Regions from separate parts of the Mus musculus genome. Here regions 1 and 2 are each linked to region 3. A link is a loop called in an ENCODE intact Hi-C map of the cell type or tissue named here. Cell type or tissue: left cerebral cortex. All regions are shown on one strand. Each heading gives the region's core, and the rest is flanking DNA. Links, peaks and the distances in the headings are about the cores only.

What was found. Hi-C counts contacts between places; a loop is a spot of excess contacts. Peaks named below come from ENCODE experiments on the same cell type or tissue, not always from the same donor. Only the 100,000 strongest peaks of a DNase experiment are listed, where the experiment ranks them.
Region 1: a loop joins it to region 3, with 2.2 times the contacts of the local background. A loop is called at or near these places in 2 of 42 quality-filtered maps.
Region 2: a loop joins it to region 3, with 9 times the contacts of the local background. A loop is called at or near these places in 20 of 42 quality-filtered maps.

What each region holds. Positions count from the first base shown.
Region 1 is chr5:35,828,310-35,838,990 of GRCm38, reverse strand. It overlaps Ablim2 (actin-binding LIM protein 2), which reads right to left. Exons shown (of 22, transcript NM_001177696.1): 9 at 7,249-7,305; 10 at 5,861-5,938; 11 at 1,894-2,043. Among named protein-coding and RNA genes, the nearest start is that of Afap1, 60 kb to the left of the region's middle. In left cerebral cortex, for the core only: a CTCF peak has its summit at 4,928 (motif pointing right); no DNase peak of the experiment used is centred there; H3K27ac peaks cover 834 bases.
Region 2 is chr5:35,695,804-35,706,484 of GRCm38, reverse strand. Sh3tc1 (SH3 domain and tetratricopeptide repeats 1) reads left to right here. Exons shown (of 18, transcript NM_194344.2): 12 at 1-623; 13 at 2,954-3,134; 14 at 4,484-4,634; 15 at 5,778-5,900; 16 at 6,078-6,228; 17 at 6,578-6,774; 18 at 8,917-9,305. The coding sequence ends at 9,174. Among named protein-coding and RNA genes, the nearest start is that of Gm31888, 19 kb to the left of the region's middle. In left cerebral cortex, for the core only: a CTCF peak has its summit at 5,283 (motif pointing left); a DNase peak (open chromatin) is centred at 5,276.
Region 3 is chr5:35,751,095-35,761,775 of GRCm38, reverse strand. It overlaps Ablim2 (actin-binding LIM protein 2), which reads right to left and starts at 3,896. Exons shown (of 22, transcript NM_001177696.1): 1 at 3,716-3,896. The coding sequence starts at 3,725. In left cerebral cortex, for the core only: a CTCF peak has its summit at 6,171 (motif pointing right); DNase peaks (open chromatin) are centred at 4,612 and 6,199; H3K4me3 peaks cover 335 bases; H3K27ac peaks cover 784 bases.

The DNA.
Region 1 (10,681 bases), core at 2,851-6,850, 79 kb before region 3:
ATGTGATGTACGTGACAAGAGTCCTGAGGTTTTCTATGTTGTATTGCCCCACCCCTCACCATCATGGACCACAGAAGGAAGTAGCATTTTAAAGGGAATACCCCTTCCCAGGGCAGCCTGGTACTGATCTCTGCTGAGGCAGGTCTCACAAGCAGCATGACAGAAGGGACAAGCTTGTGGCGGGGCAGATACTGGAGAGGGTGACACCTGAGTTACATACATACACTCCCATGCTGTTCCACTGCCCTCTGAAGGGCAAACCTTTAAGTCAGGGCTATCTGTGGGTCCCACAGATCTTGATATTTTGAAGCTGTGGTCTCAGGTGCTGAAAGAAACCTTGGAGGTTTCCAGACCCTGTGTCTGCAATTCTATGCCACACACTTGAGTGGTAACATTGTGTACCATGGATATAGGACAGTGCTGTCAACAGCCTGTGGGTTTGCATATCTCACCACAGCTTTCCCCATCATGTCTCTCTGAGGCCACTAAAGGATTGCCAGTGCTCCATTCAGGGAGGACCTTGCTGGCATCCTGAGGCTGACTACAGTGGGACTTGAACCCAACTCTGAAGCCTGAATTCCACATCCCTGAGGATCTGCCAGGGAATAGCCAGTGCGTGATCTTTAGGGGAGAAAAGCCAGGCTTTGGATCTTAGAGGGATACAGTCAAGTTACTTGACCTCTGACCTTCTCCAGTTGTCTGCTGCCCAAAGGGTAGAGGTGGGCTGGTGAAGCCCACACCCAGTAGCAGGTAGGTGGTGCAGTAGTCACAAGGTTGGTGCCCTTTCCTCCTCAGGCTGCACACCAGGAGGCTCTCTTTGCTCTTCTTGGTTCCTGAGTGGTTGTCAGAGCCTGCAGGCTCGTCTGGGGACTATAACCTATGCAGGGTCAAGCTCAATACTCATACATATACATGCCCCTGGGTCTTGGCCCTCGTGCCCCACAAAGTCTTGTTGAAGCCACAGAAGAGCATCAAAGGAGCATGTTTTAGAAACGACCAGTTAAACATTTGTCCTGAGCTCCACACATAGCCAAAGCCACACTAAAATCTAACAGAAGGAAATGAGACGAAATAGGAACTGCATTCAATGGCAACAGGCAGCTTGAATAAACACATCACCAACAGATTCCGTGGTGGTTTGAGTAGGAACGGCCTCCAGAGACTCATGTGTTGGAATGCTTGACCATAGGAAGTGGCACTATTAGGGGGTGTAGGCTTGTTGGAGGAAATGTGTCACTATGGAGGTGGGGGCTTTGAGGTCATATATGCTCAAGCTATGCCCAGTGTGGCACACTTCTGCTTCTGCTGATCAAGATGTAGAATTCTCAGCTCCTTCTCCAGCACCATGTCTGCCTGCACGCCACCATGCTCCTTGTCATGATGACAAATGACTAAACCTCTGAAACTATAAGCCAGCCCCAATTAAATGTTTTCATTTATAAGAGTTGCTGTGGTCATGGTGCCTTTCCATAGCAATAAGACTCTAATTAAGACAGATGCCTTCTATTTCCAGGAACACTGGGGAATCATGTCCCATACTGTTCAGTCAACTTAGGGATGGACTCAAGGAATCCATGGAGGAGATGCTGGCCTGAGGCTCAAGGCCATATGGTCCAGAAAGGGAAGACAACACACTTCATCGTCATAAAACACTCAGAGGCTAGGAAAATGCAGACATTTGCAGAGTGTGTATCCCTCAACCAAGTTCTGCTCGCCTCCACTTCACTCTCAGACTCTCTTCTTCTAGGAGGGGGCGTGGTTGAGTGGGAGTACCTTAAATAAGCCGGACATGTTATCTGGGGGCGAAGAAGCAGAGCGTGTTGGCAATGAGTAGAGTCTGTCCACAAGAGCCAGCACTGGGGAAAGCATGCGACATGTGGTGAAGAGCCATACCTCGCCATAGCTCTGCCTGTCCCCCACGGCCGAGTGGCTAATGTAGGGCGAATAGGAGATCATGTCGGGGCGGTCGATGTTGTAGATCGCTTTGTTTTTGGGAAGAGCAGCCAAGTCCCTGTAGTCCAGGATCTCATCGCCAAGCTTTGCCTGAGGAAGGAGAGAGCAGAGGAGAGGACACTGGTGTCACCAGCCAGGCCAGAGCCACTCCACAACCAGTAGTGAGGATGGCCTGAGCTTGCAGGGCTCCAGCAGGGTGTGAGCACACCGACACACCCCCCTCCCACGTGAAGGTGGAGTAGAGATGCAAAACCGAGGTCCTGGCTGCAAGGATAACCCTGGAGTCAGACACTGAAGCCGTTGGTTGTACCCATAATGCATTGATTCAGGGCACGACAGTGAGACTCAGACTATGACCTAAAACCACACATGGTTACAGGTATATAACATGAACATATATCACAGATGCACACACACACACAGTCCCCTAGTCACATCAATATGCATCCATGCATACACACACAGGCATGCCTGCACACATCAGAGCTTACACAGAGCAAGCTTGTCTAAAATGATGAGGGGGATGCACCAGTAACACCCACTCCCCACGATAGCACACACCTGCTGGCTTACAACACATTCCCATATATATGCACAGCTACTTGCACACCAGGACTGGCTCTTACAAACTTGCACACATGCGCATGTGCCACACGTGCACACACATGCACACACACACACACACACACACACACACACACACACACACAACTCATCCCACCCACATCATCCTGCCCACAGCCACATCCTACACACTTGTTCTCATCCTCTCTCCTCTCACCTCAGCAGTTTTGAGCAAGTACAGAACAAGCAAGCAAGATGGTGGCTCAGTATTTGACAGGGTTTTGGGATGTGGCCCACTGGACTCACTGACTGAGATGCTGTGAGCCACCATGCTGGCTCAGGTGAGGTCCACCTGGCCGCTGCAGCTCCTGTTCATTCTGCCCACCCTCCTCGGACAGTGCCCCCTGCACCCATCCTCACTCCTCGTCCCACCTCCCCTCTGGCTCAGGGAGCACCCCAGCTCTTTCCAGCCCTCAGCCCAACTCTGGGCTAATCCCTTCCTGCTCAAGTCTAATTTCTGCACCAGCCTTTGCCGGGCCTCCCCTGCTGGGATTCTGAGACAAAGTATCAATAGCCACAACAGATGCTGAGCTGGACCACACACAGAAACTCACAGCTGCCTTTAACAGGGACGCTCACAGTACTCCCACTTATAAAGACGAAGAAGAGTCCAGAGATCAGAGAGGTTGGGCAATTTACCCAGAATCACTCACCTAGGAAGGTATGGTAGCTATCTGGCCCTAGAACCCTTCCCCCAGTTGGTACTCCCCCCTGTAGGCCCCACCCTAGCTACAACTACATCATCAAGTGGCTTTGCTGATGACACCTCCAGGCCACTCCCACCTCAGGCCATCCACATCTTTGCTAATTGTCTGTTCATAACCTATTGGGCTCTCCAGAGCCCAGCAGCCCTGCCCATCTCCTCTAGGAAGCCTTCCTGACCAATAGGCTCACTCCAGGACACCCTTGGGACGTCTGGTAGAGAGACGTGCATGAAGACTGAAGATCTAGTGCTTCATACCTCTAGTTGTGCCTTCTGGGGCCCAGGGCAAGCCTCTAAAGGTCTGAGGTCAAGTCCTAAGCCAGGGTTTGTGGTCATGGACCATCCCATTGGGGCTGTTGAGCTGCCTGGAGAAGCAGAGCTCAGGAGATCTTTCCCCAAACATCAGTTTATCCCGGTCTCCTCTGCTCAGGTTCCAAACTCCCTGCCCCTCAGCCCCCGAAGTTTCCATCCTTCATCTGAGGGCTTGTCACATGCTATTTCTACTCATGGAGGTCTCTTTTATCCAGGTAAGATTCTCTCTTGGGAGAGCTGCCCTTCTGTGGACTATAGGTCCTCCCCCACAACCCAGGGTTATGGCTACCATTGTCCTGGACCCCGCTGGCTTTGTCACCCATTCTCATGCTGAGCAACCAGGCTTCTGCACAGACTATCCTACTGGGCCATCAACTGTGCTTCATGTGCTACCTGCCTGCCATGAACATCTCACTCAAATGCTCTGTAGAGGGTCCTGCAGGCTGCAGTGGAACACCCAGAGACTTGCATTTCCCAGGTAACCAGGAACGATATGTCCATGGCGGGGTCAACTCACCTGTCCCCCTGGCTATCTTCACCTAGTCCACAGTGCTTGGGTAGCAGGTCACCTGGCCCTGGGTGGCCCCCTCTTCCCTGAGGCTCCTGTACAACCTGGGCCCCCAAAACCTTGAAGCTTCCTGCTGCAAACAGTGGTTGGCAAATAGCTTATGGCATTAGTTACCTTCTCTGTGCAAAGACCTTGGAAGGTTGCCCTGGCCACAGGTTAAGCTTTCTAACTGATGAAGGCTATTGGTGTGTGTGTTAAATGGTTTCCCCTTTTGCTTTCTTCTTTACACTCTGTGAGGCAAATTAAAAAGATGACTATATAAGCCACCACAACGCATACACTCCATAGTGTATACGGTCATACAGTGTACAGTGACTGGGATTTCACTTCATGCCCGTGGCTGCCACCAGAAAGAGGCGCCAAGATCCTGTTCACTGCGGCTTCCCATTGCTGAACACTAAGTCACACTTATTGTGAGAAAAGCAACCATAAGCCACAGTCGCGAGCACCCCAGCTGCAGAGCTCACTGGAGGGATAAGGAGGGAGATCATGTTCCCCTCCCTGCTGGCCACTGCTATTTTGTATAAACAACAACAGGCAAGGGCAGGAGTGTGGCTCAGTTGCTAGGGGCTTGCCTACCTTGTACGAGGGCCTAGATTCCATCCCTGGCAACAGCATATGTCAGCCATCGTGGCGCACACCTGTGAATCCCAGTGCTCAGAGATATCCAGGGAGCCTCACATGCCAAGCCTTAGAAAGCCCTGGACCACCAGTGGAGTTAGATTCATGCCAGCTTATGAATAAGCCTCCAGAGGCCCACAGAGGGCAGCACCTTGCCTGGGGTATACAGCCAGACTCCTGATCTCATAGGCACAGGCTGAGACTCAGCACAAGTGGGCTCAGAGAGCCCTGGAACCCACTCCCTCCACAGTGTGTTCGCAGTGACCCCAGGAAAGATGCTTGCTATTACCAACCATCAGAATGACCCTCTGCTAGCCATTATGGGAAGATATGGGCTGAAGATAGGTGGGGGAGAGCGAACCTTATCACTTTATCATGCTACCAAAGATCCAAGGCCTGGCCAGGAGAGCTGGGGGAGGGTAACAGAAGGGACTTGCCCCTGTCTCCTGCTTCTCTCCTGTCCTGTGGCTTCTTGATCACTATGCTGTCCTCTCAGGACTCTCAGTGACAAACCTCATCACTCAAACATGGTGCTAGAACACCAATGCCCTCCTGTCTCTAACCTGCCCTCTGAGGCAACTGTTCTAGCAACTTCTTAAAATGGGTCCAATCTTTTTTATACTTATGTGGATGGTCTCACACATGCACACAGGCATGCATGCATGCACATACATGCATGAACACATTCATCTCCAGTACACTTCTCTTAAGGACTGGGCAGGAGCCTTCTGTGTTCACAAACAAGGACCCAAACAGTCACAAACAGTGGCTCAGGCAAACAACATCCTTCCCTCAAGTGCCCGTGGCTCACTCTAAGTACAGGCCAGCCACACCCTCCTGAAGTGCTATGACCACATCTATGCAGGATGCTCTTCCTCTCATCACCAGCCAGTTAGGGAAAAGGTCCATGTGCCAGGCCACACAGGTGTGTTTAGGTCTCAGGTTCTGAGTCTCTCTCCAGTCTCTACCCATTTCTTCCCCGAGGGAGTGCTGAGCGGCCACTCTCAGCAGACTCTGTAGTCCCTACAGCAATGGCCCTACTACCATACCATGGCACTCCCCATGAACCCCTTACTTACGTAGATCACACGGCTCGGGGACCCTGACGTGCTGGAGGCAGGCACGGAGACAATGCTCTCCGAAGAAGTCCTGGTTTCCTAGAAGAGAGATGTCCAGGTGACCTGGAGCGGAGTGGCGCCCCCAGGAACCTTCTGGAGATGTCTCCAGGATGCAGGCAGGAATGCCAATGAGCTCAGCAGGTCGAATTTTTCCCTTTTTGTGGGTTGAGGGAGGTCTCAGAACAAACACACAGGCTTAGGTGAACAACTGAAGCTGCCACAAACACAACAGACCACGTGAGGGCGAGGTGTCCACAATCTGATGCTCACTGAGAGCCTGGAACGTCCCAAGGGATGTGGAGGTGAGGTGATCCCGTCTCTGGGGATGGAGGCAGGTGGGCATCTAGCAACCCCTTGGTCTCCATGGTACTGGAACCTCTGTTACCCCTCTCCTTGGATGCACTTCAGACCCCCAGCCACATCCTCTGCTTCCCTAACCTGACTCTCAGGCCCTCCTCAGCTGCTCCTTCCTCTCTTACCTAGGCTAGGCTCTAGTGATGTTACTCTCTTCACATCCGGCCTCCTCCCAGTCTGACAGTGGCCCAGCCCTCCTCAGACAGCCCTCCTCAAGCCTTCGGCATCAGCAGCATCACTAGCTCTAGCTCCTCCTTCCCCTCGTGCACACAGACCTGAACTCCCCACACCTGGCCACTGTACACCCCTCTCTAGTTCTAAGGTCCTGCCCCATGCCCTGTCTTCCATGCTTCCTATTCACCTCATCTAAGAGGTGAATTTCTACCAGTGTCACTGCCTCGCAGAAGGCAGGAGGAGTTCTGACCCCTTGTCCTCCGCTGTGCATCTTCAGTGACCCGTGCCACCACCAACCCTGCTACATTTTCCTCAGGAGGCTCTTCCTTGCCTCTGGCGTTGCCATGTTCCTGCTCCTGTGGCACTTAACATCTTTTAAGGGCCAAGGTGGTTTCCCCAAATTTCCTATGTAGAAGCTCTACCCTAGGACCTCAGTGTGTGACCCTGTGCCACTGGGTGGATCTAAGCTAATCTGCTTAGGGTTATCATAGAAAGAGTTTAGGACATGAACGCATGCGCGCGCGCGCGCGCACACACACACACACACACACACACACACACACACACACACACGCGTGTGAGAAAACAAGAAGATGCTGCTGCCAAGTCCAAGCAGAGAGGCTTCAGGAGGAGCCGGCTGCCATCACGTGGGGCCCTGACTCCTTGCCGCAGTGAGGCAGGAAAGGGTTGAAGCCCCCAGGCTGGAAGAACCAAGCCCGACTGGAGGAACCCTCCCCTCCTGAGCTCCTCCTACACAGCATGACACCAGCAGCAACAGGCAGACACTGGACGTGCCACACAGGGCAGGAGGAGGCACAAACCTGTAAGGCACAGGGCAGGGTGCCCGGGCAGGGCTGGCTGCAAACAGAGCTGTGCATCTAGAAGGGAGAGAGGAGGGACGGCGTGAAGCTTGCTCTCGAGGTCACTGCCATCCCCTCTGTGGGTCCTGTGTTCTGGACCCCTCGGCACCAAGCCTTCAGACCCTCAGCTTGGAGTTACACTGACAGGTGCCAACTCCGGGGGCCTGCCCAACCTTGCGACCACAGGTTTCTGGTGCTGACAGGGGTTATCCTCTACCAACCCTATGTGATGCCTGCCTGGAGTTCCCGCTTTGAAAATGCCCCCTTCATTGTAAAGTAGCAAAATAACCAGAGAGGGGCCTGTTGTTCCTGCCAACCTGCAGATCTGTGAGACTCAGAGCAAAGTCTCACTGGCCGTGCCAGCCCCACAGAGTGGACAGAGATGACTGACCACACTCAGCCCTCTTTGTGCCATGGGCTCCAGCTACCCTGAGGTGATGTGAGCTCTCCTGTACTCAGTGCCCAGCTATGTGGGGAAGGACAGAGGACAAAACCGAATTCACTGTGAGAGCTGAGGTGACTGTCACCGGGGTTCTATCCTGACTCGGCCCCTGCCACCCCTGACCTGAAGTCTTACCCACAAAGACCTACAGTGAACCTCAGCAGCTCACTCCACAGGGCCATGTGGCACTGCCTTGCTCCCAGCCACAGAGATAAGAATGGGGCCTAGAACTTGGAGGGACTCATTCACCCTTTGGTTCCAGATACAAAATCTCTGAAAACATATAATGGCTGTTGTTCTAAAGATGCCATAATGTCTGTGGACCCTGGGTGCTGTGCTAAGGATGCCATGACACCTGTGGGGCTGGGTAGTCATGACTACCTAATGTCCACTGTATATACTCCAGATGCTCAGGACCTGAGTCCTGTGGTTCTTGTTCATAACTCCCTGCCTGTGTGGAGAAGAGACAACTATGACATTATTGTGGCTTTCCTGACAAGGAAGGACCATGTTCCTTCCTGCTGGCCTGGCTCTCCATAGATAGAGCCAGGGTCTTGCTGGAGAATGAGTCCCCTGGGTATCCTGCAGATGTCCAAGGGCCTACATCAAGAGACACTTGTTAAGGTGACTACTAAGTCCAGGACAGACAAGCCATTTCTTATCACTGGGTAGAAAGGAGGTGTGGCCTCCAAGCACTGACAGGTTTCAAGGGTCAATAACACAGGTGTCACCTCCAGGTGCCCAGTTCCACGGGGACAGGAGTCCTCTTAAGCCACCAGGCCTGCCTGACTATGCTTATTCAGGAGCTGCTCCCATGCAGAGCAACAGAGGGCAGGAATCTGTCCCTCCACTCCCAGGCCAGACCAGAAGCTGCCAGCCCTGGAGAGCCTGGGCCCAACACCAAGAAACCAGCCAGTCTCAGGCTGCCCAGCCTCTGCGCCAAACGTTGGTTGCAGGAGACAACCTTCATTTCTAAACTACTCATTTCAATAGCTGTACAGACCAGACAGCCCTGGAAGCAGAGCCCTCCTGTACAGGCCCAGGAAAACAAGGCTGCCTTCTTCCCTGGCCTGGCAGCACCCGCTCCTCAGGGCCTTCCATCTGGCCAGGGACCAGAGAAAGTGAGGCAGGCTGTTGTCTCCTGCAGCTGGTGTGGGGCATGGGCCACCCATCCTCTCCCTGTGCCTGGGGGAAGCAGGGCAGGCAGAGTGTCAGCTCTTTCCTGACTCTGTTCAGTCACAGGTCAGGATGCTTCCCTGAGCACATGCATGTGTGAGTGTGTCTGGGGGCCTCTGGGGATGCCAGGCTCTCTCCTTCTTCTGAACTGCTGGGCTGCACAGGGGACCATGCAGACAAGATGGATTCAGACTCTATGGTCACATCGTCCCTCATCATGACTGAGGGCAGGGATGCCCTGGGTGACAGATGCACAGTGCAGAGAGAACCAGCCACTGGGGAAAAACAGAGCATGCAATGTGGTGTTGCTCATTGGCTTCCTACCTGGAAAGCCACAGTAAAGGCTAATAGGATGATAGTACAGTGCGGCAGAGGCTGGGCTGGGGGTGGTGGTGGGTGGGTGATGGATGGGGGTGGGGGGTGGGGTAGGGGGTGGATGGGTGTGTGGGGTGGGGTGGGGTAGATGGGTGGGAGGGGTGGGAGTGGGTGGGAGGGGTGGGGGATGGATGGGTGGGTGAGGTGAGAGTAGGGGTGTGGCATGAATGTGTGTGAGGTGGGGTGAGGGGGTATATGTGTGGGGGTATGGATGGATGTGTGGGGTAGGGTGGGAGGGTGGATGGGGGGTGTGGGTGGGGGATGAATGGATGTGTGGGGTTGGGTGGGGGGTGTATGGGTGTATGGGGTGGGGTGGGGTGGATGGGTAGGTAGGGTGGTATACAAGCTCCTCACAGCCAAACACAGAGCTGCTAAGAGGATTCCTGAGGGCGCCCTGCTGGTCTCTGTGCTCCTCCCTGCTGCCTGCCTATCTTGCTTCTGTTACAGCCAGACTTCTTTCCTCCTCCTTTTCTCCCTCCTCTTCCTCCTCCTCCCTCTCTCATTTTCCCTCCTCCTTCTGTTTCTCTTTTTCCTCTTCCCACTTCTCTGCATCCCTTTTCCCTTCTGCTCTGTACCATAACCACCCAAGAAAGAAGGTACCACCTTGGGAATCTCTTGAGCTCTGCTCCCAGGGCCTGGGTTTGATCTCTCTTCAGGCTCTAGCAAACCCTCCTTCAGGTGCTGTGCCTCCTTCCCATCCAGAATGACTATTGTCACCCCATCTCTCAGTCATAACCCTGCTGCCCACAGCAGGGCATCTGAGGGGTTCAGAACCTGGCCCTTCCTAGAAGCTGACCTTTGTCCTCGGCTCCTAAGAGGTCACATTAATCTCACCTCAGCAGCAGCTGTGTTCAGGCAGGGCTGGCCACACAGGATCACCTCAAGGTATGGGTGGCCATGTTAGGAAGATCAACCTGTGTCCTAGGGCAAGAGCCTCAGGCCACAGAGGAGCAGTTGACAGGTGGGCTTAGTGAGTCACACAACTCCTTTGCCAGAGCCCCAGTGAAATCTCAGGCATGAAGCTTGCCTAATTAGCAGTGTTCTGCATGCCCTGTCCTGCATATGTGCAGGAGGGTGACATGTCCACCTCCATGGGGAGAAAGACTGAAATCTTTGCATTCAGCCTTGCTGTGTGTTCTGACCGTCCTGCCCTCAAGAACTTGCCCTGTGGTGGGCAGACCAGCCATCAGCGAGGGTAAGGGAACTCTCAAGCCAAGGGGCAGTTTGGCCCTGCAAATATTCTGATGGCCATAGGAACTATTTGGGGTCCTTCAAACAGTCATGGTCATCTTTGTTCACTGACTGGACAAGACAATTGACGGGGTTGGGCCATCTGGTCTTCTTGGGACTCCATTAGAGCTGCATGATGGCTCACTGACCTACCTGCTCCCTCACCTGTGG
Region 2 (10,681 bases), core at 3,755-7,754, 55 kb after region 3:
GGCTCCTGGCACAGGACAGGCACTGCGTGGGCCGCTCTATGCCAGCCTGGCTCAACTGTACAGTCACCACCAGCAGTACAGCCAGGCCATTGCCTTCATGTCTCAGGCTGCAGAAGCTGACACTGCAGCTGGGGTCCACCCTGTCGTGGACCGCTTGGTGGCCCTCGCCTGGTTGCACATGCTTTGTGGGAACAGCTTAGTAGCCATGGACATCCTGAAGTGCATCTCAGATGCAGCCGTGGCCAATAAGGACCAGGAGTGTGTTATGATGAACATGGTGGCCATGGCCCTGAAGAGGATGGGCAGGACCCGACAGGCTGCTGAAGGCTACTTCCGAGCTCTGCACATGGCCTATGCACAGGGCCACCTGCAGAGCCAGGCAGTGGTCCTGGCTAACTTTGGGGCCCTGTGTCTGCAAGCTGGTGCACGCAGCTTGGCCCAGCACTACCTGCGCGAGGCTGTGGGGCTCTTCTCCCAGGTGCCCAGTGGCGTGTGTGGCCGGGACTTCACCCAGGTGCTCCTGTGGTTGGGCCAACTGTGCACACGCCGGGCCCTCCCGCAGCAGGCTAAGTGCTACTACGAGTGGGCCTTTCTGGTGGCCGTGGAGACAGACCATCTGGAGAGTAAGTACTGACTGACCTTGTTCCCCCTCCACACCTCCTCCTGGGGTCTGCGTGGGTCATGCTGGCTTCTGAGAAAGCATGCCATTCCCCCCTCAGAACACCCTGGGGTGGGAGGCAGGGGACAGAGACCTCCCACTGAGTCATGGAAACCTGGAGATGTTTGCCACTACCTTTGATGCAAACTTCTTCCACCTCTTCCTGCGCTGGGCTAGATGTGAAGGGTGTGCTGAGAGTACCACACTGTAGAACAGTGGTTCTCAACCTGTGGGTCCCGACCCCCTAGTAGGGTGGGGAGGCCCATTGACCCCTTTCACATGGGGTTGCCTAAGACCATCGCAAAACAGATATTTACATTACAATTCACAACAGTAGCAAAATACAGCTAGGAAATAGCAACAAAAATAATTTTGTTGTTGGGGGGTCACCAAGACATGAGGAAGTATATTAAAAGGTTGCAGCATTAGGAAGGTTGAGAATCACTGTTCTAAGGACGCCACAACCCCTTCCTACTGCCCCATCTTGAGGTGGAGGCCCTCCCAGACATAACACGGAGACTTGGGGTCCCACTGAGCTAACACAGCCTGGGGTTCTGTGAGCTGGACCTCTGGTTCTGTCTTCTGCTGCCCTGACCACCTCACATGGCCTCTTCATTAGAAGTCACCAGGTTTCAGAGCCGGTCAGGTTTACCTACAAGGACCTTGTGCAGGTGTAATCCAGGCTCCACCCACAGGTGGGAGGGACCACGTTCTTGCTAGGGCCAGGAGCTGGACAGGAGACAGATGGTCATGGGCAGCTCTACTCCAGCCTGTGGCTTGGGGACACTTCTTTGACTAATGATCTGAGGAAAGGTTAGCCGAGTAGGGAGTGCTGGGGGAGCTGAGGGCGGGGCTGCTGAATCCATTCACTTTGCAGTGTTGAATGGTAAGCCTCAGCTGGGAGAGGGGGCGGCTAAGCATCATCAGGAACCTTAGCCTATGACTTGCCCCCTTTCCCAAGAGGGCTGGAGAACCATCAAGTCTACAGGATGCTCGTTCACTGTGGCTGTGGAAATGGAGAGGAGGTGCGTCTGGTTAGAGTCTGTTCTCTGGCAGAGAACTTGATATACACATGAGGTTTTAAGGACATGGTTTGTGTAAAGGGAGCCACAGAGGAAATCCCTCAGCAGGTAAGGACTTGGAGTTGCAGAGGGTTGTGAGGTGCCATGTAGGTGCTAAGAATCAAACTCAGGTCTTCTGCAAGAGAAGCTAGTGCTCTTGACTTTCGAGCCATGTCTCCAACCCTTAACTTCCAATCCCTTAAACTTCTATGCTTCTGTTTCCTTTGTGTCTCTTCCTTTAACCTCTGGCTATTCGGAAATGGGCAGCTGAACTTTCATGTATCCATGAATTTACTAGACTTTCTACCGTTACTGTTTTCTGTCTGTCCCTCTGTTTGGTTAGCAGAACTAAACAAACCATCCTAGGGTCTCACATGTGCTAGATGAACGCTCTGGAACCGTTCCGTATTCCCAGTCTTCTTTGAGAGAAGTCATCACTAGTTGCACTACCTGGCCCTGAACTCATTCTGTAGTTCTATTTTGCTGCCCTGTAGCCAAAGAACACATTCCCAATGATGTCCATCTTTTTGCATTTCCTGAGACTTGGTCAGTGCCTGGAGTGTGTCTTTAGAGACTGCCCTATGAGCCCTTGAGCAGACCTGAACCCTCAAGACCTGGTTTGCTTATGGCATGGCTAAGCCTTCTGCCTTTGTGTTGATTTCCAAGTTGTCTTGACAGTTGAGAATGCCTCATGGCTCCCAGCCCCTGGCTTTGGGATAGTCCAGTGAGCCATGGTTTGGAGCCTTGCCTCTTGGGTGGAGCCTGGGCTTATGGGTAGAGCACAGCCTGATGTAGACTGACTTTGTTGTCCTACGTGGCAGGCGCCAGGAAAGATGCTGGCTACGTACTGTCTGTGTGTCCGACTATATTGAGCTGCCATTTCCCTGGCCTGATGGCCAGGGTGGAGATGGGGAAGGTGTGGTAAGACAGAAACAAAAGGTGTGGACAGGGCAAACGCCTGGTTAGGATCCACCCCTGGCCTGGCTGAGCTGATCAGCACTACAACCTTCCCTGCTTCCAGTTGATGGAAAGCCCATGGTATGCTTCTCTACAGACCTGCGGCTCTATAGCCTGGCTCTGGGCTTGAGATCTCTGATTTTTGAGGACCCAGCTCAGAAGTGAGGAAGAGAGAGTCATAGAATGGGGCCTTCAGCCCTTCCACACACAGGCACTGGGGTGCCTCAAAGGTGATTGCATCATGACAGTAACACATCCTCCTGCTGTCCCCACCCAGGTCAGTTACAGGCTGTGCAGAAGCTGTGCCTCTTCTACAGCAAGGTGATGCCCAATGAGGTGCGATGTGTCATCTACCACGAGTTCCAACTGGCACTGGCACGCAAGACCGCCAACAAGGTGCTGGAGGGACAGCTGCTGGAGGCCATCAGCCAGCTCTACCTGTCGCTGGGCACTGAGCGGTAAGGGGGCGGGGCACAGAAACCCCGGAGAGCCCCTCCCCTCAGGAACCAGCCAAACCTCAATGCTCCAGGGCTGGGGAGCATGCCATTCATTGTTCATGATATAGGAGTCCCAGCATGGTCCCTGCTCTGATGGGGGACTAGCCCTCCTACCCTTGTTCTCTTGGTTAAACAAGGGTCACCACTACAGTCATTTCAACCTCCCCGTGCCATGGTTGCTGCTGTAATCTGACCCCTACCTGCCTCTAGTCTTTAGTTGTCAGCCTGGGGCCAGGTGGGTGTCCTTCACCCACCAGATGTCCGATGGTGGCCATGTGTTCTCCAGGCTTCTCACCACAGAGGGCAGAGCCAACTAGCTACCCTGGAGCCAAGGCTCAGGGTCATGTTGGAGGTGTGACCTACTGAAGTTCTGGCTAGCCTGCCAGTTGGGAAACTCCTCAGTGTGACACCTCTCCTAAGGCAGGGGGCACCAGAGCAGGGAAGACCCTGTGAGGAAACAGGAGAGACCCCTGTCCTAGCACAGACTCACAGCAGGAACGGTGGCCTGGAGCCAGACTTCTTGGATACATCCCTGGGCTGCTGTCCATCTCCCCTGGAGCATGTTGTAGTTTCTCAGCCCCACCCAGGCCTCAGGGCCAGCCGCTGCTGAGAGCAGTCCTCTGTAACACTGCAGTATATACAAGTTTAAGAAGCCCTGGTGAATGATCTGAATTCTGCCGTATGCCAATATCTCTCAGAGAATACAGACTGTGTGTTAGGGTTTCTATACCATGACCACAAATAACTTGAGGGAAGAAAGGGTTTATTTTCATTTCCATTTCTATATCATAGCCCATCATTGAGGAAAGAAAGGGCAGGAACTCAAAACACAGCAGGAAGCTGGAAGCAGGGGCTGATGCAGAGGCCATGGAGGAGTGCTGCTTACTGGCTTGCTCAGCCTGATTTCTTAAAATGCCCAGGACCACTAGCCTGGAAGTAGCTCTGCTTACAGTAAGCTGGCCCTCACACATCAATCAAGAAAACATACTGTAGGCTTACCCACAGGCCAGCCTGGTGGGGACATTTTCTCAAATGAGACCCCCTTTTCCCAAATGACTCTAGCTTATGTCAAGTTGACATACAGCTAGCCATTACTGGCTGGATTCAGCATGCTGGGGTTGATGGCACATAGAGGCCTCCTTACACATAGCTGCCCTGTCTTCCCTCGGAAGAACTGCCTTTGTCTTTCCATGCTGTGACTGGGTGCCTGGGGCAGGACATGGTGCTGCCCACGGAGGATTCCTTCAGGTCCTGACCTTCCAGGCCGTTCTGTAGGCAGATCCTGTTCTGATGCCTGTGTCTGACCCCAGGGCCTACAAGTCGGCTCTGGATTACACTAAACGGAGCCTGGGGATTTTCATCGACCTGCAGCAGAAGGAGAAGGAGGCACGCGCCTGGCTGCAGGCAGGGAAGATCTACTATATCCTGCGTCAGAATGAGCTGGTGGACTTATACATCCAGGTGCGCTCAGTGCTGGCAGGGTGCACTGGCTCCCTCCCTCACCACCCAACCCACCTATCTACCCACCCACTGCCCTGCGCCCACCTGCTTATTGACCTAACTGTCTACTCAGCCATTTATTCTGCCCTCTCACCTATCCACCCATCTACTCACTCACCCGTTGACCCACCAGCCATCTATCCACCCATCCATCCTTTCATCCACCTACCCACTCATCCATCCATCACATCTCCTCTTCACTACACATTCATTTGTCCACCCACCCACCTGTGCATCCCCTCATCCACCCATATGCCCATCCACGTGTTCTCTTCACCCGCCCATCACAGTTGTGCACCTTCCCACTCTGGCTTCCTCAATTCCCCTCCATGCCCAGCCTCTCTGATAACCATCTGAGCTCCCCGGGCAGAAGGTGGGCCCCCGCATAGTACCCACCCTTGTCAGTACATAGCAAGTGCTTAGTGTACGTAGGAATGATGTGTCCTCTCAGCTTGCACACAGAAGAGCTTGCTTCGGCAATCTGGACAGATGAGGAGCACAGGCGTGGCATGGTGAAGTGAGGATCTAGGATCCAGGAGCCCAGGGAAGGGCCATCTGACTGGAGATCAAGCAGCTTTGAGCCAGGGTGGGGAGCTAGCGCCACCTGCTGGGAGAGAATATCAAGGTCCTGCCTAGAAGCTGGAGCGAGGGTGTATTTATTATCTCATCACTGAGCAGATGTTTTTTGTGCACCTACTCTGTACCAGGCATTGCAGGCATCCCTGAACACAGCAGAGAAGCCCCAGCCTCAGGCTCTGTCTTGTAGCACTGATGGGAGAGAAGTGGGTATGGATGGGTCAGGAATGAATAGGATATGGTGGGAAACCACAGGAGGGGCAGCCAGCTGTGATTCCAACATAGTGGGCAGGTCAAAAGCCAGGCCCGAGTGCTTCCCTGCTCACCCGGGCAGCCCACACCTGCTAGGCTCTGGGGATGCAGCTGAACTGAAACTTCCTAGCTCTCTGGTCCTGAAAGCTCCTCTCCTCAGAGCCACAAACCCACAGGGACAGAGGGAGGTTGGTGTCTCCAAGTGTGAGACCCATGTCTCAAGAGACACGGCCTTTCCAGAAGGTACAATCTCTAGAGAACGTCTGGTTCTTACAGGTGGCACAGAATGCAGCCCTGTATACTGGGGACCCCAAGCTGGGCCTGGAACTGTTTGAGGCAGCAGGGGACATTTTCTTCAATGGGACCTGGGAGCGGGAGAAAGCTGTGTCCTTCTACCGGGTGAGTGGCCACTCTATGTGGGGGTAACCCCAGCTCCCAGCCTGGGATGTCAGAACAGAACCAACCTCTGTCCCATGGAAAGACCAAAGGGAGGTGACAGTTCCTCACACACATGTGGGCTTAGGAGGAATTTTGCTTGGTGGGTACTGCAGATACCTAACCTCAGTATATGAACAGGACCGGGCACTGCCCCTGGCTGTGACTGTAGGAGACCAGGAAGTGGAACTGCGCCTGTGCAACAAGCTGGTGGCCCTTCTGTCCGCGCTGGAGGCACCCCAGGAGGGCCTGGAGTTTGCCCATGAGGCCTTGGCACTCAGCATCACCCTAGGTGAGTCCTCAGCCCTCAGCTCTGCTTGGCCTCCAGTCCCAGGTGTGGAGGCTTGGCTTCTCCCATCTCCTGCGGGAACAGCTCAGCAGCTCTGCTGAGCCTGCAGTGCCTAGCCCACGGCTGAGCACAGAGCGGGCAGGGACTTAGGAGAGAGCAAAGCTCGGGGGCTTTCTCTGCTTCTTTCTCTTGCTGGGACCACATGCCGGCCCGCTTGCCCTGCTTTCCACACGGAGGGGCGGGCGGCAGGGGTGGGGGGGACTTGGACTTGTGTAGGTTGTCCTCGGCCTGCCTGCCTTACTGGGTAGTGTCCTCACACCTGCCCCTCCACCTGCACACCCCCCTCCCCCAGGTGACCGCCTGAATGAGCGAGTGGCCTACCACAGGCTAGCCACCCTGCACCACCGGCTGGGCCACGGGGAACTGGCTGAGCACTTCTTCCTCAAGGCCCTGTCACTCTGCAGCTCGCCCCTGGAATTCGATGAGGAGACCCTGTACTATGTGAAGGTCTACCTGGTGCTGGGTGACATCATCTTCTATGACCTGAAGGTGGGCAAAAAGGGTTGGGGCTCAGCCTGGGGTACATTCATTGCTCTGTCTGAGTGCGGGGAAGGGTGGGGGCTCAGCCTAGGGTAGAGTCATTGTTCCACCTGAGTGTGGGGTCTACACTGTAGTCACTGTCTCCCAGCAATGGCCTCACGTTCTCTTGGAGCCAGACCTGACTCTGAAAAGTCAGCGAGGTCGGCAGACAGGACTACCCTCTTGTGCTGGTCAGACTTGGCCCTCTCATGTAACAAACAGAAGGCAGAGGGCACCATATTTTCCCAGCAGTGGGAAAGGCACTAGGAAGCTTCCTGAATGCGGTGATTTCTCCCAAAGGAATGGAAAGAGACAAGGACATGTATGAACATTGACCACTCACATAGCAGAATCCAGCCCATACCATGGTGCCTCTTCCAGGAAGCCCACCCAGGATGTCAGCCTTTGTCCACAATTCCTTACTGGAATTCCATGGCATTGCCTTTCCTAGTCACCTAGGAGGGATGGGTGGAGATAATAGCATCCTGCCTCATAGTGAAGGAAACTCAGGTTCAGGAAGGGGTACACTGATCCTAGCCTGCCTCTCTGAATCCTTGCTGGTCACAGCTCAGGCACAGGTGTGAATCCAGGCTATCACACAGGTGCATGCGCACACACTTTGGCTTCCCACATAGCTGAGTACCCTCTCCTCCAGACCTTCTACCTGCTGAGGTGCTGGGTACCTCTCATGCTTCCTCATGTCACAGAGTGAGCCAGGGAGGGATGGCCTTAGGCCCAGGGGGAAGAGTACCTACCATCTGCTGTATGTGGTCCACTCTGTTCTTGGGTCCTGGCTCTGTGGGGCTGGTACAAAGAAGACATTGTTAGATCTTGGACTTTGTTGCCAGCTGAGGAAGATGTCCCAGATGTGGAAGGGGGGAAGGCAGGCTGGGTGGGGTCTCAGGAGATTGCTGTGAGGTGTGTCCAGGGGCAGTTTGCATCCTACTAGAATGCTGAGTTTGAGGCAAAGATGACCTTGACCTGAGAGTGGCTGGGGGTGGGGGTGTCACACCTCATCTTAGGTCCCAGTGATGTGGGCCACATGTACACACTCAACAACAGGGGCCCAGGAATTCCCCAGAGCTAGTGAGGCCCGGCTGTCCCAGGAGACCCACCTCCTCCTGGGAATGCATTGTACACTCCCTGAGTGACTAGAAGTAAGGCAAGGTCAGATACAGACAGCAGAGAGGCTCAGGAGAGAAGCAGAGGCCATGGCAGGTCAAGGCCTTAGGCTCTGGGATCTGGGAGGACGGAGGGAGCTTCAGGAAAGGGACGACGTGGATGTGTGCACAGGAAGGAACTGAGGGGTGGCCATAATGCTGTTCCAGGTCATCTGGGTCTCTGGATCACACTTGGGTGGGACTTGGAGCTGCTCTGAGCCAGCACCCAAGCTGGTGTACCCTTAGTGGCAACAGATTTAAAAAGCAATGTCCAGCTGGGTGGTGGCCGTGCATACCTTTAATCCTAGCACTCAGGAGACAGAAGCAGGCGGATTTCTGAGTTCAAGGCTATCCTGATCTACAGAGCAAGTTCTAGGACAGCCAGGGCTGCACAGAGAAACCCTGTCTCCAACCCCCCCCCAAAAAAGAACAAATACATGGGGCTCAGTGGTTAAGAGCACTGACTACTCTTCTGGAGATCCTGAGTTCAATTCCGAGAAACCACATGGTGGCTCGCAACCATCTGTAATGGAGTCCAATGCCCTCTTCTGGTGTGTCTGAAGACAGTGACAGTATACTCACATAAAATAAATACTTAAAAAAAAAAAAGAACAAAAACAACAAAAGATCTCCAAACACAAAGACCAGAAATCTCCAGCCATGTTGGGGGAAAAGGCTAAGCTTTGGCTGTGACTCAGTAAGATGGGATATCCCCATAGTATCCTGATGCGGCTCTGTTGGTCCACCATCATGGTGGGTTGTGTATGAGAGGGATACTGGGACCATGTAGTCCTTGGAGGTCACTCAAAGTATTTCCACGCCCACTGCTGCTGGTTATGAGTAGATATACCAGAGTGACCCTGAGATCGTGTCGTCCGTGGGGGGATGCTCCAGGCACCCCACCCCCACTCCGGTGAGTTGGCTTAGCACAGTCCGACATATCTGCCCACAGGACCCGTTTGATGCAGCTGGGTATTACCAGCTGGCACTGGCAGCAGCCGTGGACCTGGGCCACAAGAAAGCCCAGCTGAAGATCTACACCCGCCTGGCTACCATCTACCACCACTTCCTCGTGGACCGTGAGATGTCCCTCTTCTTCTACCAGAAAGCAAGGACCTTTGCCTCAGAACTGAACCTCCGCAGGACCAACCTGGTGCCCCAGCGCTTCTGTGGCCGGGCACCCTGGCTGGCCCCTGGCCACCCATCCTGACAACCTGAGAAGGGGCATATACAAGGGGACTCTTCCTCTTCTTGGGGTGTGGGCAACTTATTATTATTATTATTTTGCTGAGGGTTGGGGGGAACTGAAGGACCAAACAGTAGTAAATATTTTTCAGCAACTCTGGTATCTTCTAGGTGTGTGATATGCCTCCCCAGGAGCCCAGGCTGTGCCCCATTCCCAGCCCCATGACCCATCCTTTTCTGGACCCACACTGCAGCCTAGCCCCACCTTGTCTGCAGTGAGGACTGAATCCAGCAGCAAAGCCTTCTGCTGGCTCTCTCATGGTGTGGCCTTGGCAAATCAGTTACCTCCGTCCTCTATTCCATTGTCTCTGAAAAGGGAAGGTGTTGGGAGCCCCCTCAGCTGGACCTAAGGTGACCTCTCCTCTGCTCTCTTGTGTATATGACACAAGCCTGCATCGTTTATCCTCACAGTACCTGCCTGAGAGCAGTTCAGGACATGATGGCCTTCGTTGGCAGTGGGAGATGTGGGGACCCAGATTATCCATTACCACACAGCAAGGAGGAACTGAGCCCCAGAGTCAACCAAATACAGTGACCTCCCTGCCAGCCTGCCCGGAAGGACATGTCACCTTACACCTTGAGTGCAGCTTGAGAATCTCTTCATCCCTGATGATGTCAGGAGAGCCACAGGCCTGGTCCATGTGATGGCCTCAAGGCCACCCTCCCCAGCCCTGCGATTGCCTGCTCTCCTCTGGCCTCTGCTGTCACCTAGTCCCTAAGACCTCTGGAGTCTCCAGCCCAGGAAATGTGGTTCAGGTCATTCCTTTGTTAATCGGGGACACCATGGCACGGGGCGGCGGGGCTGTAAGTGGCCTGTAAGTGCTCCAAGCCCCTCCTTCAGTCATGTTTAAATAAGTGAAATTTCTTACTTTAATGGCTTCTGATGGCACTGAGTGTCACAGTGTCCCAAAGCTCCCATGTATCCCTGAACACTGTCCTCTCCCCAAGTCAGGCAGGAACTGGGGTGTCCACTCCACACCTTGCTAAACACCAAGGAGTCTTGTTCACCTTTCAAAGCCCTCCTGAAGCAGATGCTTCTACCTGTCTCCCCACCAGGGATGGGCAGAGAACTTTCCAGAACCAGTTCCTCCCCCACCCAAGCCCTTTGCCAGCTGCTGACCATCCCATTCTTGGGAGGGTTGGGCCACAGGGGGAGGGGTGCTGAAGATAAAAGGTAGTGATGACCTACTCTGGGTTCAGCCAGAGTTGTCATGGTAACTAAGGACCAGTCTGCCAGTCTGCAAGTTGTCAGCCACTAGGTGTCCTCAGCTGCCATCTACCTCAGGTTGCGGGGCCTTTGGGAGATAAATCTCTCTGAGCCCGGGTAGGTCAGCACAGAAACAAAGCGGCTGCCTTGGGGCTGAGGTGAGACTTGCTCGAGGTGAGGGTGTTCTGAGAGCTCTACTGTGCTCCCTGGGCTGGCCCTGCCACAGTGCTGTTTCCTATTAGGATGCTCGTGAGCCCAGGGCATC
Region 3 (10,681 bases), core at 4,505-8,504:
ATTACAGAGAAGAGCAGCCTGCTCCGAAGTGCACCGAAGAGTGGCTGTCAGAGCCGCCTCAGCTATGCCGGCCATTTTCCTGCTAAGGCTTTCTTCCTTGTGTGATAGAGCTGAGATCATAAAGGGATGTGCGGTTTCATGCTCCACGGCTACTTTTTATTTATTTTATTTTATTGTTTATGTGCACAAGTGTTTTGCTTGCATGTATGCCTGTGCACCACCTGTGTGCCTGGTGACTTAGAAGGCCAGAAGGGGGCACCAGATTCCCCTGGAATTGGGGTTCCAGATGGTTATAAGCCACCAAGTGGCTGCTGGGAAACAAACCCCCAGCCTCAGGAAAAGCGTCAGTGCTCTTAACCATTTAGCCATCTCTCCAGCTCCCCTCTGCTGTTTCTTAATGAAACTGGTTTTCTTAAACATTTTCTGCTAACACCAAGAAGTCATCATATTGGTTGCTAATGCCTCCCACACCCACCTAGGAACTGATCGTTTCTTCACGTTCTTGTTTGCTGCAGTCTCAGAGCCTACAGCATCACAGACACACAGTAGGCACTTAGTAAATATTTCCAAAATGAAAGTATGGTGGCCAGCATTCTTTGTTCCCCCACCTTGGCTGGTGACCTGCTCTGTTATGTTAGTGGTACCCAAGCAGGCAGATAGCGTATGGCCACATGCTGCCCACTCCTGGGCTAGGAGGAGTGAGTGCCACATTCCAAGTGTATTAGAATGCCAGGCTGCTTCTGGATGCACAAAGGACTTTCCTTGACCCGGGATGGGTGCCTGTCCTTCTCCAGGCCCCAGTGTCCTGAGTGGGGGTGGGTGCACCCAAAGCAACCCCGGGTCCCATCCAGCTGCTTACACGGCAGGGTCCCATCCAGCTGCTTACACGGCAGCCACGGGAGTAAAAGGTGGCTGAGCCGGGTTCCCAGTCCTTCAGCTGTTATGACCGGAATTCCCACAATGCACTCCTGGCCGCAGCACCTTAAACTGGCTGTATGTGGAGACACAGCTTTGACAGTGGTCATTAGGATGAAATGAGCCTTATGTACCCTCATCTAATCAGCATGGCGTTCTTGGAAGAGGAGGATTTCAGGACACAGGCACACAGAGGGACAACTCTGTGAGGACACAGGATGGGGATGCTGTCTACGAGCCAAGGAGAAAGAAATCAGTCTGCAGATGCCTTGATTTTGGTTGCTTTGGCTCCAGGATTGTCCAAAAATAGATTTCTCTCATAAAGCCCCTTGGTCTGTGGTACTTAGTTACAGAATCACACACACACACACACACACACACACACACACACACATTCCTCTACCTCAGCTCAGCCAGGCTTACAGCCACCTCCAGGTATATCTTAGCAAGTACACAGCCTTCTTTGAGACCCAGTGCATGATGGCTGAGCTAGCACGGTGTCCATCATATCCACTCCTGGATCTTAGCCCCCTTATCCTGCTGTGGCCACACGGGCTGCAGTGCAGCCTCACTCCCAACACCACCTTACAGGCTCACTTTACACTGCACACACAACTGTAGAGATTCCCTCCATACATCTGGGGAAACTGAGGCACAGAGAAGAGCATGACTAGTACACTGGATTTAGAACAAGACCACATGCCATGGAACAGCATCTTCTACTGCCTTCCTGTGGCACTCTGTAAGCCTTTCTTTCCCTGGTCACTTGAAATCAACAGGCAGCCACAGCCAGGGTGGCATTCACAGGCCTCTGTGCCACACCTGAACTAGCATGGGGCAGCACTGTGCTGTCACACCCCAGCAGCACCCACTCTGTCCCCACCACAATTGGGAAGGAACTTCTAGCCGAGGACATAGTACAGGTTGCCAGGGGCTCCCATCACTTGCCCATCTGGACCAGTATCACTCCCTGACACTCATCCATGCCAGGTTCCAGAATGGTGCCAGTCATCCCAGGGGTGGCACAGTGGAATCTTTCCCTGTTGACAATGAAAGCCCTGACCTGCCATATGTACACAGCAGCCACACTGGGACCCATGTGTCTCTTCCCGCTCTCCTCTGTCGATGAGGGTGAATCTCTGTTGTGCATGCATTAGGCTGGCCAAAGCTAAGCCATGATCCACAGGTGGGCCAGACAACACTTGTGCTCCATTTCCAAATGGAGCCCAGAGCACCCAGCAATGGCAATGACCATCCACACTCCTGAGGGGCTGCTGCATGTGGGGTTTTCCTGCTTAGAGGGGAACCGAAGTTCCAGGTGAGCAGGCCAAAACTGGGAAGGTGTCCCAGTGCAAAGACCATCAGACACGCCATGGTTCAAACCCCAGTCTCCTTGCCATAACAATCCCAGCCCTCCTCCCCTGGGGACAAACACTACAAATACAAATGCAAAGTGTGGGCACCTGTGCTCCCTCTGAGGGCCCCTGATTACAGGAGACACAGAGGTATCAATTATGTCCTGAAAGCATGAAATTAACCCGCACACACCCAGCCATTATCCCCACCGCCATCAGATAAATGTCTGGAGGTCCTGCCAAGTCTGAGGATGCCCTCTCCTTACACCCACATCTCAGGAGGGATCCCGCCTCCCATACCACTTGCTCTCAGTTACTCTCAACATCCATGGTAGAAGCCCCTCCTTCCTTAGCTAGGAGGGAGAGGGGACAGTCCCCTGGGAGGAGGTACTTCAGGCTAGGAGCCTACAGTGAGCTGTTTCCAAGCTCATTCCCTCCCTGTCCACTTTCTCCTAGAGGAAGCTGCTGTACCCATTGGTTTATGCAATGTAGCCAAGGGCCACACTGCTGCTAGTAGTAACTTTGGCTTGGGGGTTAGGGGGAGTATGCTGGAGTCAGGGAACCTTGAGTTCAAATCCCTATCACTTGTCAGAGCTCAAGTCATTGAAGTCTGGTCATCCCATGGCTCCTGAAAATGGAGGCCAACCCCTCTCTCTTGAGGAATGAAAGGATCAGCCCTCCCTGCAAGCGGAACTCTTGAGGCTGTCAGATGGGTGCATTCTGAGATGATGTACAGATGCTTCCTGAGCCAAGGCCTCCCAGCTCTAGATCTCAGTTTCCTTCTGAGCACAGGCGCTGCTGGGTTGCAGGGACGTGGGATTTTCCAGCATCACACAGAGGCGGTCAGATCCCTGTGGGTGGGTGCGGCGAGAGAGGTAGGGCTGAGACGCTCAGAACTGAAGGGCTATAATGACAACAGCGCACAGACAGCTCCGGGACTGACACACATACAGGCTCTAGCACTCAGATCTGCAACGGCGAACCTGGGGAGTTCAGGGTCTGCCAGACGCCACCACCCAGGCTCTGCGGGAACCGCGCAAGGGCGGAGTCCCCTGCTGCAAAGCTCCGCCTGTCATCACACCTCTCTCTACGGTTAGGACTGCGGCGACCCAGAGCCCCTTTCCGGGACCTGGATCCCTTTACTGAAGCAACCTGGGACCCCCACGAGAAGCAAGGAGTGACGCCCGCCAGACAGCCCTGCGCAGCCACCCTAGCTGGCACGGTGGGAAGAAATTCCGGCATATGCCGCTCCGCGCCCCCGGCTTAGAGACAGAGGCTGCAGGCCGGCCTTTCGGGGCTGCACACCCTGGAGAAAAAGTTGGGTGGAGCCGCTGGGCTCAGGAATTGGCTAGAGGAATTGGCTACGCACTGCAGGTGTATCCAGTCCTCGAGACCCTACTGAGGTTGCCGCTACGAACCCGCGGATTCCGGGTCGCAGCTCTCACCTGCGCTCATGTCAGCGGCAGCTCCCAGTAGGGTGGTCCCCGCGCTGCGACAGCCCGAGGACCGGGCGGGCAGGTGCGGCGCTGGCAGGATCCTCAGCACGCTTGAGGCCAGCGGCTCGGCGCACACAGTACCCGCTGCCCGCAGCGCCACCGCAGCTCGGGGCTCCCGCCCCGCCCCTTTGCCCCGCCCCTCAGCTAGGCCACGCCCCTTGTCGAGCCGCGGGAGGGTCGCATCCTGGGAAGTGTAGGCGCTGTGCCCCGGCTGCCCGCCTGCGCGCCACCGCAGTTGGACGTGCGGACTACAAATCCCGGCAGGCTGTGTGTTCCGCTCAGGCGCAGACTGGTGGTAGCGCAGGTACCCTCCTGCACCTGCTCCGAGAGCTCTGCAGAGCTGTCAACAGGGTCTAAGGGAGGCGTGTAGGACTGTAGCTCATCTCAGCACTGGACTCTCAAAGAAGGAGGCCCAAGGAAAAGCGATCTTGGAGCAACTCTACAAGAGTGATGGAAGGTCTCAGCAATAGACCTTCCCTTCCTTACCAATGCACAGAAAAGGGGAAACTGAAGCGGAGGGGGAGAAGCGGGATAGCGAAGCAGGAACAGGATTTAATCACACACACACACACACACACACACACACGGCGAAGTCTGGATTTAATCACACACACACACACACACACACACACACACACACACACACACACACACACACGGCGAAGTCTGAATGGGTTGGGATCCAGACGCAGGTGTCTGGACTCCAAAGATAGGCAGCCTCGCCTTATGCCCCAGACGCTCTCCCGGCTCGGCTGACGCTAGGCGGTGCACACTGAGGAGGCTCTGGCACATCCTGCCCTCTCACCATCCTGCCCATACGCTAATCGATTCCCTTGTGACGTCAGGCGTCCAGCGCAGGGCGTGGAAAAACAGACTGAAAGAAAAGCATAGGGAGGCGCAGGTGGATCCTGCCTCGTATCGGTGGTGACAACAGGTGGGCACAAGAGACTACAAGAAGACAGCCTAGAGAGATGAGGGAGCACGGATGCGCAGGGCCCAGAATGAGAACATACAGGATCTGCCACTGCATGAACAGGCACAGGCCAGGGACGTTTGGCCCAGGTCAGGGCTGTTCCATGTACTACTGAGGCAGAAGCAGAAATTCCTCCCCAGTGATCAGTATTGTCCATCTATTTCAAAGGGGACCAGGAGGCCAAAGGCTCTGGTAAAGAGGAGAAGCCCCGAGGAAACAGCACATTTCTTTACATCCTATAAACCAAGAGACTCTGCTGGCAGCTGTACTTCCAGTCTCAGATGCCCACAAAAGAACGGGCTGCCTCTGGGATCTCTTGCCCAGAAACCTTGCTAATGGAAACTAGTTTCTACATGCTCCAAAAATGTGTTTTGACTCCACCTGCCTCCATTGGTTAGACCTAAGGACAGTCCCTATCCTTTAGGATAGTTCTTAGGAGCCTGCAAGCTCATGCTTATGTGTCCTAGCAACCTCTGAGATCCTTGAGTATTCTGATATTATTTCATAGTGCTGTTCCAGTGCCTCCCACAGGCTTGCGACGGGCACTGGAGATATACTTACTGAAGAAACAGGGTGGGAAAGGCAGGACAGATATTGTCCAGCAGGTTGAGTCCTTTGAGAAGCTATTCATGTTTCCTGTCTCTCATCTGGGGCCAAAGTAGCAGCATGCCACCCCCACCCCTCCCCTCACACACGAAGGTGACACAGGCTGGTAAAGACACTGGTGGTGTTGGCTGTGATGCCTTCCACTCTGGTGGTGGCCACTGTCACACTTCTTGGCAGAGGCCTTGCAAGTCAGGCAGCCTGTGCTTGTAGACTGGTCTTGGAGCTCAGCATGCAGTGGCCTGTGACTTCTAGAGGAATTGACATGTCCCTCTGAGAAGACACTTTCCAACACACAGGGGCTGAATGACCCAGAACATTCTCTTACAAGGGCAGTATGAAGACCCGTAGGTCCTAATCCCGGTCACCCAGGAGGTTGATAACCAAGGCAGCGCTGATCCAGCTGCAGCTTTTCAATGCACAGAACTCTGCGGGGCTAGATCTGTCTTGTGGTAAATCAGTCTATTTGAATATATTAAGCCAGACCTTTGTTCTGAGTCTGCAGGGCTGTGACCTGTAGGTGACCTCAGCCACTTGCTTTCTCACGATGCCTCGGTTTCCACACCTTCCCAGTCACAATGAAATTCGGTGGGTTAAATTAGTAGTGCCAGGAACACTGTTCAAAGCTGCTAGCCTAGAGCCAATGCTGAATAAACAATAGTCAAGATGACAGTGGCTGTTGATGAAGGGGTAGATGTGAGCCATCACCCCCTTCAAAGCATAGCCCAGTCTCACTCCGATCCATTCATGACTGCGGTCAACAATGACTTAGGAAAACCAAGTCCAACCATTAAGTGTTGCAGTTTCACTGCTGCTGTTTGAGCAGCCTGCCTGTAGAGGGAGCCAGAGGCTTCAAAGAGAGCACCAAGGCTCATCCTTAAGAGCCAGACCAGGGTACTCTCACTGACCTCTGAGACTCGGAGGCAGAAGCTGATGAAATGTGGAAGGCACAGTCTTGAATGTCTAGCCTCCAGAATCACGAGCCACAGGGCTTCTATTTTTAATAACCTACCTGGCTCACAGCAACAGAATATGGCGTAAGATAGGGCATTCAACTTGACTCATCTCTGTTTCTGGAAAATCCTGGAGGGGGTGGAGCTTTCTTAGGCACCAGGGCACAAGGGAAGGGATGGGTGTGGCCCAACACCCTCAGACTGCTGGCAGCTTCAGGATGCATCACTGGTCTGTGCCCTTCCAGGGAGGATCTATCCATACAGGACTGCCTTTCATGGGATCTGTGTTCTTTGTGATTAGGGAACATTTAAAGACAAGAACATCCACATGTCCCCTGTGCTCTGACCCAGTATTCTCTTAGCTTAGAGACTGCGATCTGGAGAAACCTGTTGTATTATCAGGCCAAGATGTTGGAGTTGCTAGACAAAATGATGCCCAAAGCCAACAAGAAGGGGACAGGGTGCATAGGACACAGGACAGGATTGTCAGAACCCCCACCTGGCCTTAGGGACATCGAAGGGTGCTATGTCACTCTTACCTTTAGGAGAGTATCCTAACTGTTGACTATGGAATGTAGGTTACCATGGCATGAGGCACAGAGCAAATACATAGCTCCTGGCCTGTGGCCTAGTTGGTTCTGAGAATCACAAGCCAATCACTGCTTTCTCTCAGGCATAAACTCAGGTTATAAACTTGAGTGTGTTCCTGGAAACATGGAGCTACAAGATGAGGGAGACAAAGGAGGCGGCTGATGATTACATCTGAATCTGACAGTGCAGCTGACAAGCTCAGCCCATCCTGCCATGTCTCAGAGGAAGTTCCCTCATGGCTGAGATCCGTGAGGCTTCCTAGGACACAGGTGTTTCCATCAGTGCCCAGGGGACAAGCCCAGGCCCCTGCCATGCATGAAGCCCTTTGCATTGCTTCAAAATGAAGAGCATTTACCTTGAAAGTATTTACTTCCTTTTGAAGATACAAAATCCCCAGAAGTATAGAAGGCTATCAGGTGGAGCCCCTAGCATCAGCCTCCTGGGGAGAGCAAGTGGGGTGTGGCAGGTTTGAGAAGAGTGAGACGGGGGAGCTGAGGCTATTCATAAGGCAGAGGGACCTCAATGGCAGCCAGAGTTGGATGGACCTCACATGGATGGAGCTTGGCTCAGGGTGGAGTAAGGGATAATAGGTTTGAAACTACCCGAAGGGCCAAGCCGGGCAAGGCAGTCACAGCAGGGCTAAGATACTTCTGTGCCAAACCCTATGGTTTCTATGCATTATCTCAAGGGTCTTATCATCTCCATTTTATAGACAGAGAAACCGAGGCATTTGCTATTGCTAAGTGCAGCCACTAGAATGTACCCAGACAGTTTTGGGAGAGAGTGAGCCATGTGTCATCAGTACTTGTCCTCCCAAATCTGTCATTACCTATAAAGGACATAAGAATCTAAGAGCCACTTATGGAGTAAATGGTCAGAGCAGGGGGCCTGTCCTGCCAGACCATGCCTTGTCAAGCTCTGCCCCTGGCCGTCAGGAATGCTTACTCTGGAAAGCACAGGCTCGGTCTGTGGGCCCTTGCTGAGCTTCTTCCCTGTGGCAGCCTCTCCTGAGCCCTGCTAAGTCAGTGCCCACCACACCCAGGGCCTTGCCAACCACTGCCACGTCACTTCAGGGTCTCAACCTCCACCTCCTGCCTGGCTCTGCCACCAGCATCAAGACTGCCAGGTGATCCTAAGTCTTCCTCATATTAGGGATCATGGCATATGTCCTGGTCTCCAGAGACCTCTGGGGCCTCTGGAAAAAAGAGGCCACTGAACTGTGGGGTGACATTTCCCTCACATCACCACTCCATTGGCACCTCCATTCCATAAAGGAAAGAGGTCAGACCTGTGGCACCCCTCCCAGCCTCCTGGCCTCTGCCCGGGTCTGTGGAGGTTTCGCTCCAAGTGACTCTGGAGAAGGTGCCGCAAGGCAGAGTGGCTCGCCGGGGGCCTGGCCTAGAAAGGTACGGGTCTGGAAATGTAGCTGAGTTCCTGCCTTTAAGGCAGCAGTGGCAGAAGGAGGTCCAGTCTAGGCTGTGCTCCCCACATCTAGCTGAGGTATTGATCTGCTTCACAGCCCAGGAGAGAACCAAATGAAATAGGATGTCATTACGGGCCTTTCCAGCCACTCAATAATTTAAAGCCTTGCCATGTGAAACCAGGAGCGAGCACAGCAGCCAACTCACTTCTCTGCGTTGCTCGCTCTCAAAAAAATAGTCGCCACAGCCGGGTAGTAGCAACACACACCTTTAATCCCAGTACTCGGGAAGCAGAGACGGGTGGATCTCTGTGAGTTCAAGGTCAGCTTGGTCTGTCTACACAGAGAAACCCTGTCTTGAGCAGAGGGGGAAAAGAACTGTAGTCTCCACGCTGGGCAGACAGCCGAGGCCAACCTTGGCTCACATGAATTCTTCCCACAGGACAGAAAAAGGGAGATGCAAGGATGTGGGATGACGTCCATCAGTCCAGACTGTTCCTAATTCCTGCTTGATGTATAGATACAGTAGAGTGTTGCATCTTCTTTCACTAAGTAATCATGACACACAGTTGGCCTGAACGCCAGAAAGAGGCAGAGCATAAGGCTGCATTTGAGAAATGGCACACACATGAGGCCTCAACCTGTTGGCCACTGGAGGAACTGGACTCATGCAGCAGAAACAGGGGAGGTGTTAGGAGCACATAGCAAGCACTGGGTGAACTGGCCGGTGAGAGCTGGGTAACAAACACCACAATGGGCTTGAGTGCCTTAGAAGTGTGTCTTCTCCCAAACCTAATGCATGGATGTTCAAGGTAGGAGGGTTGCCATTTCTGAGACTGGCGATAATTTGTCCCGGACCCTTCTCCCTGGCAGATCAGGGGCATTCCTTCCTCTTCATGCTCTGCTCTGCCTCTGTGTGTGTCCCCTTCTCGTGGGGATTTAGCTGTGTGGGTTGAAGTCCATCCTAGTCACCTCATCTTAACCTGCATATCCTGGACAACCTTGTCAAAAGTCACATGGTGTGATGACTAATAATGAAGCAAACTTGGAAGAATCTACAACCAGCTCAGAGACAAGACCCTGGGTGTGAGAGGGTGTTCATAGAGGTTTTTTGTTTTTGTTTTTTTTTTTTACATTTTTTTAAAGATTTATTTATTTATTTATATGTAAGTACACTGTAGCTATCCTCAGATACTCCAGAAGAGAGCATCAGATTTCATTACGGATGGTTGTGGGCCACCATGTGGTTGCTGGGATTTGAACTCGGGACTTTCAGAAAAGCAGTCGGTGCTCTTAACCACTGAGCCATCTCGCCAGCCCCGTTCACAGAGATTTTAATTGAGGTGGTGAGTACCACCTTGAACAAGGGCAGTGCCATGTGCAGTGCCCATCTGGATTAACAAGGAGAGAGTGAGCTGAGCACCAGCTGTCATTTTCCCCAGCTTCCGGGTAGTAGACACCATGTGGCCAGTTGCCTGGAGCTCCTACTCCATGGCTTTCTACCATAATGGACTCTACCCTTTGCCCTTGAACTGTGAACCAGGACAACCTTCCTCCCTTACGTTGCTGTTGGGGGTGAGATGGGTGCCCAGCACGTGCACAGTATATTCGGAGCTCAGAGGAGGACTTCAGATGTCAGTCGTAAGGTGTCTTCCACCTTTTCAAACAGTGTCTCTTATCACCCTAGGTCAGTCTTTCTCAACCTCCCTAATGCTGTGACCCTTTGATACAGTTCCTCATATTGTGATGACCTTCAGCCATAAAGTTATTTTGTTGTTACTTCATAACGAATTTTGCTTTTATGAATCGCAATGCAGATATCTATGTTTTCCAATGGTTTTAGGTGACCCCTGTGAAAGGGTCATTTGGCCCCCCCCCCCAAAGGAGTGCAACCCACAGGTTGAGCACTGCTGCCCTGGAACCTTGCCACATACTCCTGTCCCATGATCTCCCAGGGACTCTCCCGTCTTCATCTGTCCTGAGACCATTGCTGGAATTCCAGGAACACACCACCACACCCAGCATTTTACATGGACTCTGGAGATTGGAACTCAGCTCCTCATCTTGTGAGGCAAGCGCTTTGCTGGTGGAGCCATCTCTCCGTGTACTTGTATCTCTCGTGTACTCTTATCACAACAACAAGAGAACTAACACACTAATGACACACTGAGGTTCTGACTGCCAGACCTTCAGTGTGTGAACTCTGGGGGAGCACAAGTCAGACACGAGTCAGCTCACTGCTGTGTCAGCATGTCATAGCTCACTTCCTGTTGACAGGGAATCATGGAACAGGACACACAGGCCATCCTGTGTGGGAAGCCAACTGTGGTCCTGACCTAAGTCATGGAGACAGAGCGGAGACACCGGGCTATAAA